Linked DNA regions of Homo sapiens: region 1 is linked to region 2. The links are chromatin contacts, found by Hi-C or POLR2A ChIA-PET in ENCODE. All regions are on one chromosome and are shown on one strand. The core of a region is the stretch at or near the end of the contact, and the rest is flanking DNA. Distances in the headings are between cores, read along the strand shown.

Region 1 (3,046 bases), core at 52-2,551, 280 kb before region 2:
ATGGTGAAACCTCATCTCTATTAAATAAAGATACAAAAATTAGCTGGGCATGGTGGCATGTGCCTGTAGTTCCAGCTACTTGTGAGGCATGAGAATTGCTTGAACTGGGGAGGTCAAGGTTGCAGTAAGCCGAGATCGTGCCACTGCACTCCAGCCTGGGTGACAGGGCAAGACTTTATCTCAAAAAAAAAAAAAAAAAAAAAAAAAAATTGTGTCATGCACATCCTCAGAAAAAATAAGACATCTATAGTACAACAGACTAACTCATGTCTACAAATAAAATCAGGCCAGATAGGTCTTCTCTATTCCTTCACAGTATCAGATGGTTGAAAAAGATCTGAGAACCTTAACCACAGGCAATCTTCTCTATTTTTATGACAGGTAGTTATAAAGGAAAATATTGGTGCTTTGCATGAATATTTCCTAGACCACAAAGATCTATCTCTTGCAATGTATCTTTTTAAAGAATACTGTTAACCCTTGTGTGTGAATTTTCCATAAAAGAATGTCATTTACTCAAAATATAAGAACATAAATCTCAACAGCTATTGACTCCTGCCAATTTTTATCGTTTTAATCCCTTGTAAATCAGACAGAACAATACAATATAGGTTAGTTTGTACCACATCAACCAGAACTGGGATAGTCAGTGGAGTAGATAATGATCATCTGAAACTTTCTGTTGAAATACTGGGAGAGATGAACATGCAACATTATTATAATCTGCACTCAGATTTTTCCATCCTAGAAACAAAACTTATTATCAGAAAACTCTTTGAGTCACAATGTAATATAGATTCTTTTTTTTTGAGACGGAGTCTCCCTCTATTGCCCAGGTTGGAGTACAGTGGTGCAATCTTGGCTCACTGCAACCTCTGCCTCCTGGGTTCAAGTGATTCTGCTACCTCAGCCTCCCAAGTAGCTGGGACTACAGGCGTGTGCCACTACGCCCGGCTAGTTTTTTGTATTTTTAGTAGAGATGGGGTTTCACCATATTGGCCAGGCTGGACTCGAACTCCTGACCTCATGATCTGCCCACCTCAGCCTCCCAAAGTGCTGGGATTACAGACATGAGCCACCGCACCCCACCAACATAGATTTTTTAAATTATTCTAATTTTTAAGATGTTCAGCGAAAAAAAACTTGTAATTTCTCAACCACTGTCGGAATATTCTTTACAAATCTCAATTCCTCATTATTCAAAACAGATTTCTTCTTGGTTTGGCTTCACTAGAAGAACAAGAAAAATCAGGCTGAGCATGGTGACTCATGCCTGTAATCCCACTACTTTGGGAGCCAAGGCAGGAAGATTGCTTGAGCCCAGGAGTTCAAGACCAGCCTGAGCAACATAGTGAGACCTTATCTCTAAAAAAAATAAACAAAGTTAGCTGGGAGTGGTGGCATGCACTTCTGGTCCCAGCTACTATCGAGGCTGAAGCGAGAGGATCACTTGAGCCAGGGAAGGAGGCCAAGGTTGCAGTGAGCCATGATTGTGCCACTGCACTCCAGTCTAAGTGACAGAGCAAGATTCTGTTTCACAGAAAAAAAAAAAAAAAAAAAAAAGAGGCAGGGTGCAGTGGCTCATGTCTGTAATCCCAGCACTTTGGGAGGCCAAGCGGGCGGATCACCTGAAGTCAGGAGTTCAAGACCAGCCTAGCCAACATGGTGAAACCGCATCTCTACTAAAAGTACAAAAATTAGCTGGGCATGGTGGTGCACTCCCAAAATCCCAGCTACTTGGGAACCTGAGGAAGGAGAATCGCTTCAACCCAGGAGGCAGAGGTTGCAGTGAGCCAAGATCACCCCACTGCACTCCAGCCTGGGCGACAGAGCAAGACTCTGTCTCAAAAAAAAAAAAAGAAAAAGAAAAAAGAAAAATTAAGGTATTTTAATTGTGTCATCATCATTTCAAATAAATTCAGTCTATGGTTTTTTGTCTGTTTGGAGACAGGATCTTGCTGTGTCACCCAAGCTGGACTGTAGTGGTGCAATCATAGCTGACTGCAGCCTCGAGGCTCAAGTGATCTACCCACTACAACATTCCAAGCAGCTGAGACTACAGGTGCATACCACCACAGCTGCTTTTTTTTTTTTTAAGAGACAGGGGCCAGGCACAGTGGCTCATGCCTATAATCCCAGCACTTTAGGGGGCCGAGGCCGGGGATCATGAGGTCAGGAGATCAAGACCATCCTGGCAAACATTGTGAAACCCTGTCTCTACCAAAATACAAAAAAAATTAGCCAGGCGTGGTGGCACCCGCCTGTTAGTCCCAGCTACTCAGGAGGCTGAGGCAGGGGAATCACCTGAACCCGGGAGGTGGAGATTAGTGAGCTGAGATTGAGCCACTGCACTCCAGCCTGGCGACAGAGTGAGACTCTGTTTCCCAAAAAAAAAAAAAAAAAAAAAAGGGGGGGGATGCCTAAGCTCTGGTCTCAAACTCCCACCTGAAGCAATCCTCCAGCTTGGCCTCCTAAAGTGCTGGGATCACAGGCATCAGCCACCATGCCCAGCCAATCTGTGTTTCATATTTTTGTTTTCTCCAATGTTTACTTTATGAGCTCAAATAAAGTACTAATACAGATTAGGTACTCTCTTATCCACAATGCCTCAAACCAGAGTGTCTGAACTTTTTTTTTTTTTTTTTTTGAGACAGAGTCTCGCCCTGTCGCCCAGGCTGGACTGCAGTGGCGCGATCTCAGCTCACTGCAAGCTCCGCCTCCTGGGTTCACGCCATTCTCCTGCCTCAGCCTCCCGAGTAGCTGGGACCACAGGCACCCACCATCACGCCTGGCTAATTTTTTGTATTTTTAGTAGAGACGGGGTTTCACCATGTTAGCCAGGATGGTCTCGATCTCCTGACCTCGTGATCCGCCCGCCTCGGCCTCCCAAAGTTCTGGGATTACAGGCGTGAGCCACCGCACCCGGCCTGAGTGTTTCAAATTTTTAAAATTTTTAGATTTTGGATTATTTGCATTATACTGGATGAGCATATTCAATGCAAAAATCTGAATACTGAAATGCTCCAATGAGCATTTCCTTTGAGTA
Region 2 (3,058 bases), core at 320-2,819:
CCGCCTGCCCAGCCGCGTCATCGCCACGGCGAGCACGTCCTGTGCTATTTATAGGCGGAGGGGAGCGGGGCGCCAAGGAGAGGCGGGCTGCGGGGGTGCTGGGGCACTGCTGGCGCTGCCCGGATGCAGAGTGGGGGCTGCCTTTCCTGATGAGCGCCCCCTCCTCCACCGGTTCCGGTTTACAGCCCCCGCCCCCTGAGCCAGGTAGGCCAGGTGGGCCCAGACCTTGGGTCCCCTCCTTGAGCTTTCTTTGGGCTCCTTGACTTGAGGAAGGCCCTGGAGGTTGGGGGTCGAGAGAGCCGGGAAAGGAGGGTGACCCTCCCCCTCCTAGGATCCCCAGCCCTGGGAGTGGAAGAAGGGGTCACAAGACCAGTGTGAATGCTTAAAGAGAGGGAACTCATAAATAGGCACCTACTGTGCCCAGGGAACCGTGCCAGGAACTTGATGTTACTTAATCCTTTCCAGGATCCTGTGAGGCGAGTGGGGGTGTCCTCCTCTCACAGGGAAGAACTGAGGCACAGCCAGGTTAGGTGGCTTATCTAAGGTCACACAGATTACCCAGCTCAACACTGCCCTCTTTATACATGGGGAAACTGAGGCCTGGAGTGGGCTAATGACTTGTCCAGGGTCACACAGCAAAATGAGTGATCAAGCCAGTCTTGGAAACCGCGGCTTTTTCTTCTCCTTTCAGCTCTTTCCCTCCCCTGCCCTGGCTTCCTCAATGCCTTAAACTAACAAAATGGAGACAGAGACACCCTGAGACGCTGGGCCAGAGGCTCCAGGGATCAAGAGCCTGAGAGCCTTGCAGCCACGCCTTATGCACACCCAGCTGTGTGTCTGCCACCAGCCGGCAGCTGGCCTGGACGCCCATCCCCCTCCAGCCTATTTGCCGCACTGCTGAGCACAGCAGCTTTTTTGGGTGGCTGAACCCCATGCAGCATGCTCACAGCCTAGGGCCTGGGAACAGTTGGTGCCCCACTGTAGCCTTTGCCCTCCTCTGTGCCCACTCTGGGGGTGGACGGACCAGCAACACTACTGGTCTGGGGCAAAGGGTGCCTAGGAAGCTACTGGTGATCCCAAATCCCACCATTTGGCTCTGTTGTCTCTGACCCACATGTGCCCTTCATGCCCCCCTACACAGAAGCTGAGCTTCACCTGGCTTGTACTGTGTGGGATGAAGGTTCCCTGGACTTCAGGGAGATGCAGAAAGAGGAGGGAGTCTGGAGAGATGGATGCTGGAGGTGGGGAGAAGAGAGAATGAGCCCCTCGGTGCAACCCTACTCATTTTGCCAGCACTGCTTCCTTTGGCCCCTTCAACCTTCTTCACCCCCATTCTTACCCGCTGTCCACCCAATGCCTGGGCAGGTGGGGGCACCTGCTGAGGAGTGCAAGGAAGGCAGCCTCAGCCTCCCTGTGCTTTGCAGGAAGCCAGCCTAGGTTAGCCCTGCCGTAGCCTCAGAGGCAGTACTGGAAGGAGGCCAGGCCCCTCTGTACCCTCTTCTCCAGCTCACAGCCCTGCAGTAGCAGCTGTGCTCAGTGCCTCTGCTGCACCCCAATCTGAATCACACCCTCCCACGTCGGGAGACTGCAGCCTGGGAATCAGAGTCAGGCGCCAGTGTTCGTGCAGCACTGAGGTTCTGCACACCCCACTTGTGTCTGCCACCAGCCAGTAGCCAGCCTAGCCCCCCCACCCCCGGCCTGTTTGCCGCACTGCTGAGCACAGCAGAAGAGTCACTGGCTCCTCTGGGTCTCTGTTTCCTCCTCTAGAAAATCAAGCATTGGGTTTGCTCAGGGATTCTTTACGTGGTAAGGGTGTGGGTCACGAGCTCCTTGAAAGGGTGTGGAATTATATGATAGGGACACTTGTATGCTCTTGAAAGAAAAAACATTTTTTTTTACAATTTTTTTTTTTTCCCCTGAGATGGAGTCTCTCTCTGTCACCCAGGCTGGAGTGCAGTGGCTCAATCTCGGCTCACTGCAACCTTTGCCTCCTGGGTTCAAGTGATTCTCCTGCCTCAGCCTCCCGAATACCTGGAATTACAGGCGCGTGCCACCACGCCTGGCTAATTTTTGTATTTTTAGTAGAGCCAGGGTTTCACCATGTTGACCAGGCTGGTCTCTAACTCTTGACCTCAAATTATACACCCGCCTCGGCCTCCCAAAGTGCTGGGTTTACGAGCGTGAGCCACCGCGCCCAGCCAACAAATTATTTTTGATATTTTTGTTTTAGAGACAGGGACTTATTATGTTGCCCAGGCTGGCATGCAGTGTCTATTCACAGGCACCGTCATAGCTCACTGCAGCCCCAAACTCCTGGGCTCACGTAGCCCTTCCCAGTCAGCCTCCAGAATAACTGGGACTACAGGCTCACGCCAATGTGCCTGACAGGACACATCTTTTCTTTTTTCTTTTTCCATAAGTAAGGAAACAAGAGGACACATCTTTTAATCAGATTTTCTCAAGGCTACAGGACCCGGAAAAGATCCAGCAGTTACTTTAGGGGTTCTTTCTGCTTGGGGCTCCTGTGGGAGTGGATCCCTCCTAGGCACTGGCCTGGGAAGAGGTTGGAGGACCATGGTGGAAAGAGGCCAACTTCAGGCCTGGGGTGAGGTTAGGAAAGAAGTGGGGAAACCCAAGGCCTTCCAAGAGGTGGGTTCCTACAACTTCCTAACCCATCTCTTTCTCCCGCCCCCGAGAACAGACAAAAACAAAACCAAAAAAAAACTCCAGTGAGGCAGCAGCTGACACCTGCATTGACCTGTGAGCGAGTAGCACCATCTTCTGGTCCAGGGTGGAAACCAGCTTCTGCGCTGCAGGCTCTGGAATCCTGGGAGGGTCTCATATTGGGTTACCTCATTCTCCTTCCTGACATTTTTTTTTTTTTGGTTGGGGGTTGGGGGGAAGGGTCTGGCTCTGTCACCAAGGCTGGAGTGCAGTGGTGCAATCTTGGCTCACTGCAGCTTCCACCTTTCGGGTTCAGGTGATCCTACCACCTCAGCCTCCTGAGTAGCTGGGACTACAGGGGTGCACCACCATGCCCGGCTAATTTTTGTATTTT

What was found. Hi-C counts contacts between places; a loop is a spot of excess contacts on that map. ChIA-PET counts read pairs that join two places held with the same protein, here RNA polymerase II (POLR2A). Pooled maps may share reads with other maps.
Region 1: a loop to region 2 is called in a pooled map, with 3 times the contacts of the local background. The contact joins two enhancer-like sites. A Hi-C loop is called at or near these places in 2 of 50 pooled maps. POLR2A ChIA-PET finds 5 or more read pairs at or near these places in 6 of 52 experiments (A673, HEK293T, HepG2 and 3 more).

The regions. Positions count from the first base shown.
Region 1 is chr17:39,484,771-39,487,816 of GRCh38, reverse strand. All of the region lies in intron 2 of CDK12 (cyclin dependent kinase 12), which reads right to left. Among named protein-coding and RNA genes, the nearest start is that of CDK12, 25 kb to the right of the region's middle. Within about 2 kb of position 1,301, at least 3 of the 41 ENCODE cell types and tissues checked have a DNase peak (open chromatin) inside an H3K27ac peak, as active enhancers do.
Region 2 is chr17:39,206,867-39,209,924 of GRCh38, reverse strand. No RefSeq gene overlaps it. Among named protein-coding and RNA genes, the nearest start is that of RPL19, 8.1 kb to the right of the region's middle. RefSeq lists enhancers at 1-19, 20-686, 565-694, 715-804, 2,474-2,733 and a silencer at 1-93. Within about 2 kb of position 1,569, at least 21 of the 41 ENCODE cell types and tissues checked have a DNase peak (open chromatin) inside an H3K27ac peak, as active enhancers do.